Regions from separate parts of the Homo sapiens genome. Here region 2 is linked to region 1. Evidence: read pairs that join two places in POLR2A ChIA-PET (ENCODE). Cell type or tissue: A673. All regions are shown on one strand.

What was found. ChIA-PET counts read pairs that join two places held together with the same protein. Peaks named below come from ENCODE experiments on the same cell type or tissue, not always from the same donor. Only the 100,000 strongest peaks of a DNase experiment are listed, where the experiment ranks them.
Region 2: POLR2A ChIA-PET joins it to region 1 with 7 read pairs; 2 of 35 experiments call an interaction of 5 or more read pairs at or near these places.

What each region holds. Positions count from the first base shown.
Region 1 is chr1:186,964,667-186,972,666 of GRCh38, forward strand. PLA2G4A (phospholipase A2 group IVA) reads left to right here. Exons shown (of 18, transcript NM_024420.3): 15 at 743-927. Among named protein-coding and RNA genes, the nearest start is that of LINC01036, 120 kb to the right of the region's middle. In A673, no CTCF peak of the experiment used is centred here; a DNase peak (open chromatin) is centred at 3,215; H3K27ac peaks cover 309 bases.
Region 2 is chr1:186,766,957-186,774,956 of GRCh38, forward strand. No RefSeq gene overlaps it. Among named protein-coding and RNA genes, the nearest start is that of PLA2G4A, 58 kb to the right of the region's middle. In A673, no CTCF peak of the experiment used is centred here; no DNase peak of the experiment used is centred here.

The DNA of each region.
Region 1 (8,000 bases):
GTCCTTGATCATTTTCTTCATTGCATTTATCACGTTATGAAGTGCCCTCTTGATACATTTATTTACTTATTGGAGGTGTACTCGCAATATGAGCTCTATCAGAGCAGAGCATGTATCTATCTTGTTCAGCATCTGGAATCATATCTGAATGGTAGTAGCCAACATATATTTGCTGGGTGTGTTGGCTGGATGATTTCCTTGAACTCCCACCTTGTGGTGGAATGCACACTCACCCTCAAGAGAGGCAGCCTGGGAACCATACAGAGTCTGCCACCTCCCAGTTGTGCCACCTTCGAGATGACTCTTCATTGGCTTCACCCTCCATTTACAGATGTCCTCTGCCTCACCTGTCTGTTATAAGAATTAAACAAGATTATGCATGAGGAAATGTTTAGAAACATGTAAAGACCTACGTAATGTAAGATAATACTATTGAAGTGATCATAGCTTAGAGTTAATACCAGGACCTGAGCTAAGTGCTTTCCATGCGTTGTCCCTATAAATCCTCACAGCAACCTTATTTGATAATTACTTTTATCCTGATGTTACAGATGAAGAAACTAAGACTTAAAGGTAATAATTACAATTGCTAAAGTTGGTTTCATGCCCAGCTCTATTTGTCTCCAAAGCCTGAGGGCCTAATCATATGAAATTCTTTCAAATTTGAAACCAACATTTTTAGATGATAAATACTGATGAATGATCATTTAATTCATTCTTGTTTTTCTTTTATGTTTTTAAGATCCTGATGAATTTGAGCGAATATATGAGCCTCTGGATGTCAAAAGTAAAAAGATTCATGTAGTGGACAGTGGGCTCACATTTAACCTGCCGTATCCCTTGATACTGAGACCTCAGAGAGGGGTTGATCTCATAATCTCCTTTGACTTTTCTGCAAGGCCAAGTGACTCTAGTCCTCCGTTCAAGGTAAGGATACATAATACAGCATTCCATTCTCTACCACATTCTCTTGCTTGCCTTATAGATCTCTTAGTCCCTTTGACTCCAGTTTCTTATTCCTTTAATGTATTTTCTACATCTTTATGAGTAATAGTTCTAAAACGCAAACATGGTTCAATCAGTCTCCTGCTTAAAGACACTTTTAAATAATTCTAATGAGCTCAATAAAGGTCAGAGCCCTGAGCAGGACAAGAATAATACAGTGGGTCTGAAGTTTAGAAAGGAAATGAGGCTGAGATTTGGGAGTTAGCAAGTAAATGATCATTAAAACCATGAATGGAGAGGGTACACCCTGAGAAGAGAAGTAGACATAAATAGTACTTTAAAGAATGCTAACAAGGGGAAAGGAGGAGAACAAAGGAAGTGTGTAGTATTATGAAAACTGAAGATATATTAACAAGGGGGTTTTTTGGTGAACTGGACAAGGCCAGTTTCAATAGGGCTGTGAGGGCAGAAATCAGACCAGAGTGGTTTGAGGGATGAGTGGAAGTTAAAAAAAAAAAAAAAAAAAAAGACATCATTTCTGTAGATTGTTCAGGGAAGGAGATGGACTGTATCTGTAAGAGGATGTGGGGAAGAGGAAAACTGTGTGTGTGGGTGGTTGGGGGTGGGTTAATAGAAGAGACAAGCATGTTTACATACTGATGGCTAGGAGTCGTTAATGAAGAAGGTATTACTGAAGAGAGGAGAGATGAGATATAGGATGAAGTCACATCTCTGGGAAGGATGTAGGGATGGGAAGTGGGAAAGGAATCAAGGACACAAGTGGGGAACAGTATTGAAATGTCTACGCTGGGGGAAAATGGCAGCAGATGAAGATTTATCATTAGGTATGGAAAAAGGAAGTTAAGGAAGTATTCATGTGATGACTTCGAAGTTTTATAGGAATTAGGAGTCAAGGTTAACTTGTGAGGATAAAAATATGGAGGTAGTGGAGTCAGGCATGTGGGGTAAATAAAAGTCCGCCTGTGTTGAAGAAAAGAGAAAAGCTTCTGAATGTGGCAATATGGAAAGATTGCTGGGCTGCACTTTGGCCTCACCCTCAAATAAACACGCTTTGTTCCCTCTGCCTGGAATACTCAAAACATTCTTTAGACACAGCTCAAGTGTTATCTTTCTTGACTTCCACATATATGGTTAAAGTGCATAGGACTCAGTCAATTCGTCTAATACAGCAATTATCATAGTATGTTGTATGTTTTTGCTTACATATATATTGCTTTCACTGTCTGTGAGCTCCTTGTGACTAGAACTCTGTTCTCTGTCTGTGTTTATTTTGTTTTAATCATTTGGTCCTAATTGTCATTTAGGTACTGGCCAAAATATGAGTATGTAGGATTTTTTTGTAGGTGAATAAATGAAATGCTATGAGAGAGATGGAGTTATTATTTTGATTTTATAGAATAAGAAGTGGCAATTCATAATAATTAAATGGAACAGTTCATGATCTCCTAACCAGGTGGAATCAGTGATAGCCCAGGTCAGGTCCTCTGACAGCATATCTGTTTTTTTCTCTATCATATGATGATTAAACTGCTCTCAAGACCAATAATGGTTATTATAATAACTCTTAAATATATAGAAAACCTTACATGTTCAAAGTGCTTTCATACTTTATCTATTTTTGGGGTAGTAAAGGTATTCAGACAAAGAAACAAGTATCAATGAGATAAAATCTTATCAACAAATTAAATAATATGTGGAATGAGCACAGCCCACGACCTGGCTAGGGAAGTGCTAGTTAAGAAATGGTGAGATGGGACCAGACTCCAAAGCTACAGAATGAGAATTTCTTACCCTTTACCAGCTGCCTTCTTTGTGCACACTGTTCATGAACTCTTTTCTGTGTAGTGTGCTGTGTGCAGCAGTTAGTGGGAAAATACAGTTCCTGATCTCCCATAACATTTTGGTTTTTTGGGGCAAAGACTTTTATTCACAAGAGCCACTTGGAGGGGAATTGAGAAACTTACTATTAAATAGTCATTGACATAAGTTTACATAAGTATGTGTATTATAGGGGATAAATATAAGAATAGATTGGTGCATACTGGAGTTAATGAACAGGGTAATAAATGAAATAGGGTGAGAACAGCACAGAGATGGCAATGAGCACATCTAAGGGGCAGGAGTGATCTGATTAGAAGTGACAGATATTCAGCTCCCTTAGAAAGGCTTAAGGAGAGAGTTTAAGACAGGACAATAGGAAATGGAGAATCAGTGGAGGATTTCAGCAGACAAATGACTTCATGAAATTGGAATTTTAGGATGATTAATCTGACAATGGAAAGTAGGATGAGTTGGAGAATGGAAGGCAAGGAATTAACATTAAGAGACATGTATTGTAATCCAACCATAGGATAATGAAGTACTACTGCACCAGAGTGGGTGACTATGAATTTGATGACCTATGAGAAACAATGGGGAGGTGGGTTTCAGTGGATGACTCTAAGATGATAGCTTAGAAGCTGGTCTAGTGGTGGAAGACACTGTATTATTCATTTCACCAATGGGGGTATAAAATGTCAAAGCCATCATTTTACATGTGAATCAGGGCTCCACCACCTTAATGAGTTGGAGGAGGTTTTGGAATATCACTTTGTACCTTTAAAAAGAATCATTATACTTGGCAGTAGTTTTTAAATGTTGACTCATTATTTGTGATTAAGAATAGATACTTGTAAAATGTATGAACATTTGGTTTATAAATGCAGTACTTCCAGACAACAGCTGTTAATATTTTGGTATTTTCTTCTAGTCTCTTTTCGCGGTGTGTATGTGTGTGTGTGTGTGTGTGTGTGTGTGTGTGTATGTGTCTATACCAGGGTCATGTAGTTTTGCATTCTGTCTCTTTCTACTTACAACTGTATTATGAGCATTTTTTCATGTCATTAAATATTTAAGAAAACAATTATAAAGACATATAATACAGTAAATATAAAAGATATATAAGATGTTTATAAAATAAAATAAAAATATATACTATCTCTGTATACAGATACGTATTTATTTAACAATGCTCTATTTTCAACTTTTAGATTATTGCTATCTTGCCACCTTTTTCTGTAATCATTATCCTTGCACATGAATCTTTAATCACATTTTAATTATTTATTTAGGTTGGTTTCTAGATGTGTATCATTTTATGACTTCTAGTAAATATTTTCAGATTGATTTCTAGAGAAGCTTCATCAATTTACATTACTATGTCTAATTATATATTTGAGTCTCTGTTTTACATGCCTTTGCTGGCAGGAAAAAATATTAAAGACGAAGTAAAAAAAAATTTATACAATATGATGGGGATAAAAAACCTCACATTTATGCTTCAGTTTTCTTCCTTTGTGAGACTGAATGGTTTGTCATGCTTATTATATATTGATGTTTTTAAACTACTTTTAATTGGATTATTTGTGATGTTCCTATTAATAAACATTCTTTTTATGTCTTAAGAATATTAAAGTTTGTCTTATTCTTGCAAATATGACCTAATATGTCATTTGTATTGGGACTTTTGTTGTTGATGATTTTATTGTTTCAAATATTTATGTAGGAGCTTCTTCCATTGTTTTTATTCTTTCTTATAATTTTAAAAATTTTTTTCACTGTATTTTCTCTTTTTCATATCAGTTTTTTAAATTTTTATTTTTAATTATGGATGCAGAATACTTGTACATATTTATGGGGTACATGTCAAATTTGATACAATCATATGTGGAAAGATCAATTAGGGTAATTGGGATATCTATCCCCTTAAGCATTTATCACCTCTTTGTGTTAGTAACATTCCAATTCCATTCTTTTAGTTATTTTGAAATATATAATAAATTATTGTTAACTATAGTTACCCAATTGTGCTACTGAACACTAGATCTTATTCCTTTTATCTTACTGTATTTTTGTACCAATTTTCCATTCACTCTTTATTTCCCCTTTCCACTAGCCTTCCCAGCAGATGGTAACCATCATTATACTTTCTATTTCCATTAATTCAACTGTTTTTAGTTCCACATGTAAGAGCATGTAATATTTGTCTTTCTGCGCCTGGATTATTTAACTTAACATAATGTCCTCTAGTTCTAGTTCCTGACATGTTATTACAAATGACAGGATTTCATTATTTTTTTTATGTCTGAATAATATTCTATAGTGTGTAGGTATCACATTTTCTTTATTCATTCATTTGTTGATCAATGCTTACATTGATTCCATATTTTGGCTATTGTGAATAGTGCTGCAATCAGCATGGGAGTACAAATATCTCTTCAATATACTGATTTTCCTTTCTTTTGGGTATATACCCAGTAATGGGATTACTGGATCATATGGTAGTTCTATTTTTAGTTTTTGTAGGAACCTCCATACTGTTTTCTGTGGTGGCTGTACTAATTTACATTCCAAGCAACCATGTAGGAGGGTTCCCCTTTCTCCACATCCTCATCAACACTTGTTATTTCCTATCTTTTGGATAAAAGCCATTTTAACTGGGGTAAGGTTGAATCTTATTGTAGTTTTAATTTGTATTTCTTTGAGGATTAGTGATGTTAAACATTTTTTCATATTCCTGTTGGGCATTTGTATGTCTTCTTTTGCGAAGTATCTATTCAGATCTTTTGCCCGTTTAAAAATCCGATTGTTTTTCCTATTGAGTTGTTTGAGCTTCTTATATATTCTGTGTATTAATCCCTTGTCAGATGGATAGTCTGCAAATATTTTCTCCCATTCTGTGGTTCGTCTCTTTTCTTTGTTGATTATTTCTTTTGCTGTGCAGAAGCTTTTAAGTTTGATGTGATCCCATTTGTTCATTTTTGCTTTGGTTGCCTGTGCATCTGAGGTCTTATTCAAGAAATCTTTGCCCAGATCAGTGTCCTGGAGTGTTTTCCCAATGTTTTATTCTAGTAGTTTTATAGCTTTAGGACTTAGATGTTACTCTTTAATTGATTTTGATTTGATTTTTATATATGTCAAGAGACAGCAGTCTAGTTTCATTTTTCTGCATGTGGATATTCAGTTTTCCCGGAACCATTTTTTGAAGAGACTATCCCTTCTCCAGTATATATTCTGGGCAACTTTGTTGCAAATGAGTTGAACTGCAATGGGTGGATTTATTTCTGGGTTCTCTATTCTGTTTCATTGGTCTATATGTCCGTTTTTGTGCCAGTATCATGCTGTTTTGGTTACTGTAGCTTTGTAGTATAATTTGAAGTCAGGTAATGTGATGCCTCCAGCTTTGTTCTTTTTGCTCAGGATTGCTTTGGTTATTTGGGGTCTTTTGTGGTTCCATATAAATTTTAGGATTTTTTTTTTCTATTTCTGTAAAGAATGTCACTGGTATTTTGATAGGGATTGCATTGGATCTGTAGATTGCTTTGGGTAGTATATTCTTGAAATTCATTCTTACCAACATCAGTTAAATGTGGATTGATATTTTAATTTTTATTTTATTCTTCTAAATATATTTAACTCATTAATCTTTTTGAATACATTGCCTTTGTAATAACATAATCCCCCATAGACTTTTTTGGCATTATTTTGTTATACTTATTATATCATATACTATATGATTCTTACAGGGCACAAGGATATTTTGTTTTAATCTTTTGTGTTCCATTAATCCATCTGACAATCTTGCAGTTCTTATGTCAGTACCATACTGCATTTTAATAACTGTAGCTTTATTATGTGCCTACTATAATAAAAAGCATGTCTCCAATCACTCCTTCTGTAGTACATATAGGCATTTCTACCTGTGCATTCTCTTAGATGTGTTTTAAAATCATTTTGTCAATTCTTTTCTTCCCGTGCCTTTCTCCAAATTTATATACTTCCTTTTATTATTTATTTAGCATAACATGAAACCTACCATTCTGGAAATAATGAATTATATTTTCTGACACTTAATATAAAGTAAATTGCAATATATTACACATAATATAGTTTTTCTTGTCTCTAGGTATGTACTTCAGCAAGTTCAAAGTAAACAAAATAATCTTTTCAGGCAGAGTTGGAATATTAAAAGTACCTTAAACCTATAAGTGTTGTTATCAAAATATGTATTCCTAAATTAGTCTAAAAGATTGCCAAAGTAGAATTGTTAAATTGATAAAAATATTATACTATCAATACTAAAGTAGAATATTTGTTTTATATATAACATAATAAGATTTGAAAATTTGCGAGGAGTCTACATAAAGTTCTTTTGATAGGAGGGGAGAATCCCTAATGTAATAATTGGATATATGCAATATGATTTTATTAAGGTAATTAAATAGCAAATAATTTCCTATTTTTGAGACTGAAATATGGATACTGCCTTTCACAAAATATTAGAGCATAAATGCTGGGCAAAAAATTAGAACTATTGACTTTATTTCACATTTGCAGAAAATTCTAGCACTTCGTGTAGTTAAATGTCATATTTTGTCAAGAAGATACAGAAAGATGGAGATCATGTCTTTTGATAAAAGCAACCACAATTTATGTTGTTGTATCTGTGTTGTAACTGGCCTTGAAAGTTAATGACATCAGTGTGACACTAATTTATTTAGATTAGTTAGCACACACCTAGTAGTAGTCCAATATAAAGAGTTCATTATTCTAAATATTATTACTATTAATTTATCTAACAAAAGCAGCTTTGTGTTTCATTTTGTCAAGTTTCTTTTTGTTAACCATTTAATATCTTAGATGTATAATATGAAAATTTAGTGTACCATTAGAGCTCATCCAAAGACAATCAGTGAGATTGATTGTTGGTCATGAAAATAAGCCAAAGTCTTCATACTCAAGCATGCAAAATTAAGAGGCTGTGAATTTAGGGGAAAATGAAGGGACTTTGGGTTTTGTCGGGGAGCAAGAAAGCAAGGAATATAGAAGAATTCAGAGTTTACTACTTGAAATTATTTTCCCCTTTATCTTACTAACTTTTAGGGAGAGTGATAGATTTTAGTTATTATGCCATAAATTAAGTTATATTGTGTTGCCATACGTTGGACATAAATCTGGCTCAGTTTTTCAGTGCTCATTTAAATGCTTAATGACAA
Region 2 (8,000 bases), 200 kb before region 1:
AGAAATGACTTGCATTAAAAATAAAGTTGTTGTTATCCTTTATTAAATTTTTAAGATGTCTTTCACTAAAAATAAGTAGTCGTTTCTAAACCTATAAGTAAAATGACTCCTTGAGTAATTGATTTAATAATAGGCCACTTTTCAGAATTTCCTAGCCTGTATCCTATGCTTAAACATAACTTTATCTTTTTTACCTACTACTAATAAAGCATCGTATAGATAATTCTCACTTGAGCCTCACACTTTCCTGTAAAAAAGCAGGATGGACATTATTTTTTCTCATTTGAAAAACCAAGACATTGAAACTCATGAAATTTTTTGCATGTTCAAACAACTCACAATAATGGAGCCAAGACTACAATGTAGACTTCTGTTAGGTGTTGATAAAAATAAAATGGTTAGGATCTTGAATTCTGTAGTAAGAAGAAAATAGGTTCAAATTCTGCCCCCATCATTTACTTGCTTTAGGGAACTGGACAAGCTATTTAATTCTTTCACTACTCAGTTTCTTTATCTATAAAATAGGGAAAATAATAATGTCTACCTCATAGTTTGGTTATACTAATTAAATAAATACCTATGTAAAGTATTTAATGCAGTGCCTGGTTTATAAGCCCAATATGCTTATGAGGCTCATTCAATAAATGATTGCTACTGTAATCAGATTTGTCCTTCCTTTCTACTCTATAAAGGCATCCTCAACAAAGTGGCAAAAGCTTGGCTTTGGAATCAGACAGATGATTTCTGATTTCTGCTTTATCACATGACCTTTGTATGACTTGCTTAACTGTAATCTCTTCCAGCTACAGTTTTGTCATCTGTAAAAGCTTAGGGGATGTTATAAAGATTAAAGTCCTGGCCTATAAAAAAAGAGATTTAATAAATGTTAAATTTCTTTCCTTCCATCATGAATCTTCTTAAAAAATTTGATTTACAAAGTACATATTTTTAAACTATGTTCTTTGCCACTTGCTTATGTAAGCCATCTTATTCAACAATATATTACCAACACCTAGTAGAGTGGCTATATCTCATTAGGTGCCCAACAAATACGTACTTCATGGAGAGAGAGGGAGAATTCTCTGCAGCTTAGGATGGTCAGAGAAGGCTTAATGAAAGAGATAAGACTTAAGTGATGCTGGGCATTGTAGCTCATGCGGGTAATCCCAGCACTTTGGGAGGCCAGGCCAGGTGGATCACTTGAGCCCAGGAGTTCAAGACCAGCCTGGGCAACATAGCGAGACTCTGTCTCAAAAAAAAAAAAAAAAACACTTAAATGAACCTTGAATAACATTTAGAACAGATGATCACTATATAAGAATAGAGAATGGTATTTAGGTGACCTGCTCATGACAAACAGCCCATAAAACCTGAACTCTAAATATGAGGGAGAGTGATAGTACTTGTAGAAACTGTAGTGATGACATTCTTTAAGTCTGGCGCAGGGAGTATTTGGAATTCTAAGGCAAGAATGATACATATTCTGGGAGGAGCTTGGAGAAAAGTGAGTATGGTGTAGTGTTTTTTAGAAATGGAAAAGACCAGTCAAAATGGCCTTTTTTATCTCTTAAAAGTAGTAACAGAATGACTCATTAGGCTATCTTCACAATTCTGATTTTAATAAAATGTAATAAAATCAGTTTTCCCTTCATATATTTTCTGAAATTTGATTCTAACTTTCCTATGGACTGGAATCATTCCATTACTTTTAATGATGTTAAACACATATACAAAAAGAAGCTTGGAAATAGTTACAAAACTGTCAGAAGATAATTTTTTTTAATAACAGGGAAAAAGTGCATAGGCATTAGTGCTTTCATTGATCTATATATTGCCACTGGGGTGTCAACACATTTGGCTCTTAGTTGAGGTGGTGGTGGAAAAAAGGCTGCAGAAATTGTATTGAGTTTTCTTCTGCACAGGGCTCCTTGACTACAGGTGAAAAGGATCTCACTTTTGAGGGAAGGCTGTGTTTGGCAGGAGTTAAAAGTGCTGAGGACATGGAAACTATATATAACACCAGAGGTTTGTCAAGGGTGTGGGTCCAGGTGTCCTGATTTTGAAATTTTCTTTTGAGGCTACCTCCTACTGAGTAGAGCACAAAGATTTCTTTCTCTCTGTAATATGCATGCTTGAACTGGAACAGGATAAGGTTGATGTGAGAGCTTCAGATTACATTTTGACTACTTGTTAAAAGGGCTTCACCTATTTATAAGCTTTTTCACTTCCTTATTTCTTTTGTGAAAATCTCTTATTTTCATTCCCAATGACCACACTCTGGAGCTTGTCACCATCTAGAACTGCAGTACATGAAATCTTAAACTCAGTCATTCCACTCTCTGGCCATAATGTCTTTGTCAGTTACATCCCTACCACCTGCCTTACCTCAAAGGAACTTGTAATTCCAGAACCCTTTTCCTTCATTCTTACTTATCAGGTTTTCAGTACTTTCAACCTTCCTTTCCGGATGTTGTTCTCCTCTCACCAATAATCTAGATTCTAATCTATTGTCACAAATGACCTGCAAAACCTGAGACATGCTGAATCCAACGTTTCTATCACTTATGAAGTGTTAGATAGTTGTAGATAAGTGCCACTGGAGAAAATGTTGTGACCTCCCCGACAGAGCTATGCCATGTTTGTTTGTTTTGTTTTTAAATCTCTAACCGTAGCAGTAACCTGCAATTCTGTCCAGAATTTCTTCATATTTCCTGATCAGCTCACTCTCTCCTTCTCTAGAGCTATTACCTTAGAGCTTTTACAAAGTAAGCTTCTGTCCATTGCCTCCTCAACTTCCCTCTTATTCTTAGAATACCTTCCTACTTAATTCTTAGAGAAAATGTAAGCCATCGAAAAAGAGCCTCTCAACATCTATCTCTAAATCTAAAGACTCACCTGCATCCATATTCACTTTTCTTTCCTCTCTTAAAAGAAGCAATGTCTTTCCTCCTAAACCTCTCTACCTGAACTCTCTGTATTTCTATCCACTTGACCTCTCAAGGAGAGGTATTTCTATCCACTTGTCTATTAATGATCCCAACTCTCTCAAATTCATTCTATATTTGCTCCTTCCTATCAGCATTAAGCTTGCTTAAATCTCTCCTTTCTTAAAATCAAAATCTTTCCTTGACTCCATATTTGCCTACATTTATTCTCATGTATCTTCTCCATTAAGGCCAACCTTTTGAATGAGTTATCAATTCTCACTTCCCAACCTTCCTTTACTCTTTATATTTTTCTATATGTCTATTTTTCTATACGTTTACAAGTCTATTATTCTCACTAAGGGTTACACTGACTTCTTACGATTAAATTCAACGGATAATTGTTATTCCTTATAGCTCTCCGTAATATTTAATGTTGTTCCTCTGTTCCTTTCTCTGTAAACATTTCTTGGTGGCTGTGACTCTATATTCTTTTGTTTCATTTCTCCATTTTTCCATGCTAACTCTTCTTACCCAACTTTTTTTGCTAGCTTATTTTCCTTGCTCATTTCTTAAATACTGATGTTTCTATGAGCTTTATTTTTAGCCTTCTCTTTGTTACATGTAAGCTCTTGGTCAATCTAATTAGGTTCCATGGCTTAATTTTATTCCCATGTGCTGATGACTCTTAAATCTATATCTCCATTCAGTGCCTCTTCTGAATGTTGATTCACATATGTAGTTCCTCTTGGGGTTCCCACAGATCTATGTCTGTTTTTGCTTGCTCAGGCTGCCATAACAAAATACCATAGACTGGGTGGTTTGCACAAAAGAAATTTATTTTCTCACAATTATGGAGGCTAGAAGTTTGAAATCAGGGTGTCAGCATGACTGGATTCTGGTGAGGGCTCCCTTCCTAGCTGCAGACGGCTGCCTTCTCATTGTGTCCTCACATAACAGTTCTCTCTACTCTCTCTCTCTCTCTCTCTCTCTCTCTCTCCTCTGCCCCCTGACTCTTTCTCTCTCTTCTTATAAGGCCATAGACCTATTGAATTAGTGTCCCACCCTTATGATCTCCTTTAACCTTAATTACTTCTGTAAAGGCCCTATCTCAGGATACAGTCACTTTGGGGGGTTAAGGCTTTAATATATGAATTTGGGGGGAACATAATTCAGTCCATAGCAATGTCCACGATTGAACTTATTAGATCTACACTAAAACCAGCTCAATTTCCTATGTTCCCAATTTCAGTGAATAGCACCAGAGACCGTACAAAGTAGTGGTGAAGAAAACAAACCTTTCTGGACTAAAATCCAGGCTCTTATTACTAATAATTTACCCTTAGGCCTCAGTTATTTCATCTGTAAGTGGGCTTAGTAATCTACCTTAGAGAAATATTGTTAGGATTAAATGAGTTGATTTAATTCTTAAAGTAGTGCCAGATGTGCTTTTTTAAAACAGTACTCATAAACATCAACTATTACTATTGCATCCACCTAATTAGTTAAAACAAACACCTGCAAGTCACCCTTGAACTTTACCTCTCCCTCCTTTGTAGGATTTATTTAATATCCAGGTTCAGTAGTTTCTGTTTCTTTACCATTCTGGAACTGATTCACACTCTCTATTCTTTTTCTTATTACCCAGGCTCAGGCCAATAACTACTACTTTTTTGGCTTATGAAAATAACACAATAGATCAGACGTATTGGCTGACACCTGTAATCCCAGCACTTTGGGAGGTCGAGGCAGGCGGGTCACCTGAGGTCAGGAGTATGAGACCAACCTGGCCAACATCATGAAACCCCATCTCTACTAAAAATACAAAAATTAGCTGGGCCTGGTGGTGCATACCTGTAGCCCCAGCTACTCGAGAGGCTGAGGCAGGGGAATCACTTGAACCTGGGAGTTGGAGGCTGCAGTGAGCCGAGATTGTGTCACTGCACTCCAGCCTGGGTGACAGAGCAAGACTGCATCTAAAAAAAAAAAAAAAAAAGAAAGAAAATAAAAGAAAGAATAAAGAAAATAACATATTAACTAGTCTTTCTTGCTGAATTCTTTCCAAACTATTTTCTCACTGCATCCAGAGAGGTTTTCTAGAAATGCAAATCTTTTCATGTTTGTTTCCTGCCTGAATCAATTAGATGGCTTCCTGAAAAAATACTTATAACAAGTAACAAGGTTCTTCACGATATTTCCACGCCTAACTGCATATCTTCATTTCTCCTCACTTACCAATTTTCACTCAATGCTGTAGCCACATCAGCTACTTTATTTACTCTAAGGCAGTGCTTCCCCAAGAACCTCTTTTACTTCACAATACATGGAAAACGAGAATAAATTCATGGTACACTGGGGTAAACCAGTAAATTTGGTTGTGTCTAGAGCCAGTTGGTCTAAGATCTCACATACTCCCCCAAGCATAAAAGAATCAATATTTAAACATGTCTGTAACTCATTCACAACACAGCAAGATAACTAGGGAACATTAGTTTGTAAGCTCTAGCATACCCTGTGTTTTCAATTGCAGATTGCCATGACCAATGCCATGACTTTCACTATCCTTTTCTAAAGCCATCATAACCACTACCAAAACTCCTCTAAAGAGCAAGCTAGTCATTTACCTTTACATCCCAATTTAGAAATCATTTCCTCTAGAAGCCTTCATATACCTTTTTTTTTTTTGAGACAGAGTTTCACTCTGTCGCCCAGGCTGGAGTGCAACGGCGTGATCTTTGCTCACTGAAACCTCTGCCTCCTGGGTTCAAATGATTCTCTTGCCTCAGCCTCCCAAGTAGCTGGAACTACAGGCACACGTTACCATGCTAGGTTAATTTTTGTATTTTTAGTAAAGACGGGGTTTCACCGTGTTGGCCAGGTTGGTCTCAAACTCCTGACTTCAAGTGATCCGCCCACCTTGGCCTTCCAAAGTGCTAGGAGTACAGGTGCACACCACAGCACCTGGCTAATTTTAGTATTTTTAGTAAAGACAGGGTTTCACCATGTTAGTCAGGCTGGTCTCAATCTCCTGACCTCAAGTGATCCGCCCGCCTCGACCTCCCAAAGTGCTGGGATTACGAGTGTGAGCCACCATGCCCAGCCTCACCTATCTTTTGTGTTTGGGTCAGATATTTTTCTTGTGCTCCATATTGCAGCCTGTAACTCTCCTTTTATAGCTTATATAAAAACATGTTCCTGGCTGGGCATGGTGGCTCACTCCTGTAATCCCAGCACTTTGGGAGGCTGAAGCAGGCAGATCACCTGAGGTCAGGAGCTCGAGACCAGCCTGGCCAACATGGTGAAACCCCGTCTCTACTAAAAATACAAAAAAAATTAGACAGACGTGGTGGCGGGCACCTGTAATTCCAGCTACTCGGGAGGCTGAGGCAGGAGAATCACTTGAAACCAGGAGGTGGAGGTTGCATTGAGCCCAGACAGTGACATTGCACTCCAGCCTGGGCGACAAAAATGAAATGAAACTCCATCTCAAAAAAAAAAAAAAATGCTCCTAACTTTTCAGATACGTTGACAATACAATTATGAGTAAATGCATAGGATCCAGTAAGAACATAGAAAAACATGCAAAGCAATGATAAGGATGAAATACCAATATAAAATTAACACTCAATAATGCCTAAAAGTTCTTACCAAATGTTGTCACTTCCTGTGTTTAATTAGGTAGATTTTTCATTGGCATAATAAAAATAAACACTTTTTAGATAGTAAACCAACTCCTCTTTTAGCTAATGTAGTTGCCTGCCTTAGGTACTAATATAAACTAGCAAGCTAATTGCTTTCCTCAATTAGGGAAGATGTAGCTTTAGGTATGACGGGGTTTTGGCAGCGGCACTGGAATAAATCTAAATAAATGGTTAGATATTTACATTGTTATTTTTTTGAAATATTTTAATGCACCCAAGCATCAGAATCTCCTATATACCAATGTAAATTTCCCCATATCTTCTAGAAACAAATGTGCTTTAAATGCATGATTAATTTACCATTTTAGAGTCTTGACTCAATTCTGTTTCAAACTGTGTAAAAAAATTGAGAATTAACTTGACATTTTAACATCTCAGTTCTTGGAATAGCATTGGTTTTATTAATTCCAAAGTGCTTTTTAAAGATAAATCCAGTTTACTTAACATTTAGCCTAAATTCTGTTTGACCTTTAAGACTGATACTATATATACATATATAATATAAATTAATCCCTTATTCTTCCTTTAAGGTAATTTATCTAATTTTGAATTGTGACCTATCTTTAAAGAACATTTTTACACAAGAGGGACATATCAGATATGAGAAAAGTGGTTACAGGAATTTAGGATTGTAAAGTAAATCATTCAAAACAGGAAATTTGGGGGTTTTCTGCTAATAAAACTCAAAACCGTATTATTAACTGACCTATTCAGTATGAAAATAATGTCAAAGGGAAATTTAGGAAAATCTGTTAGGTAAGAGATTAAAACCAGCTGACTATTTAGCAAAGTAGCTTTGAAATCTATTATTATAACAGGAGTTTGGTTTGTTTTTCCTGGAAGAAGAGGAGGTTGACCAAATAATATTCCGAGGCTCTCCCAAAATTGTACTCTTCCCCTTCTTCATCTCTCTTTGCATTCTTTTCTGTCAGCCTGTCCCGCTTTCCTCTGTATTTTCCTATTTTTTTTGACTCCTGCCCCTTAATTGCTGACATGTTCAAATGAAACAATCACCATGATGAAAAACAAAACAAAACCAAAAAAAAAAAAAAAAAAAAAAAACCCTTGGCCCTGTCTCCTCCCCTGGCTACAAATCTCTTTTCTTTTTTTCAGCCAGACTTATTTAGATGGCCACATTTTTCTGTCTTCTGTATTTCCTCAACTTCTTTTTTATTCTTCCACATGTTACAGTCTGTTTTTCACCTGTCTTCCTGTTGAAACTCTGTTCAGTAACATAACTGAGAACCTTTTATTAATGTATGTAGGTAATTCATCTCAAACTTCTTTGTGTTCCCAGCAGTACCTGATACTTCTGATATCACCTCTACTTCTTGACCCTCGCTGTCCTTGAAATGGTAAAACTGAGGCAATGTCT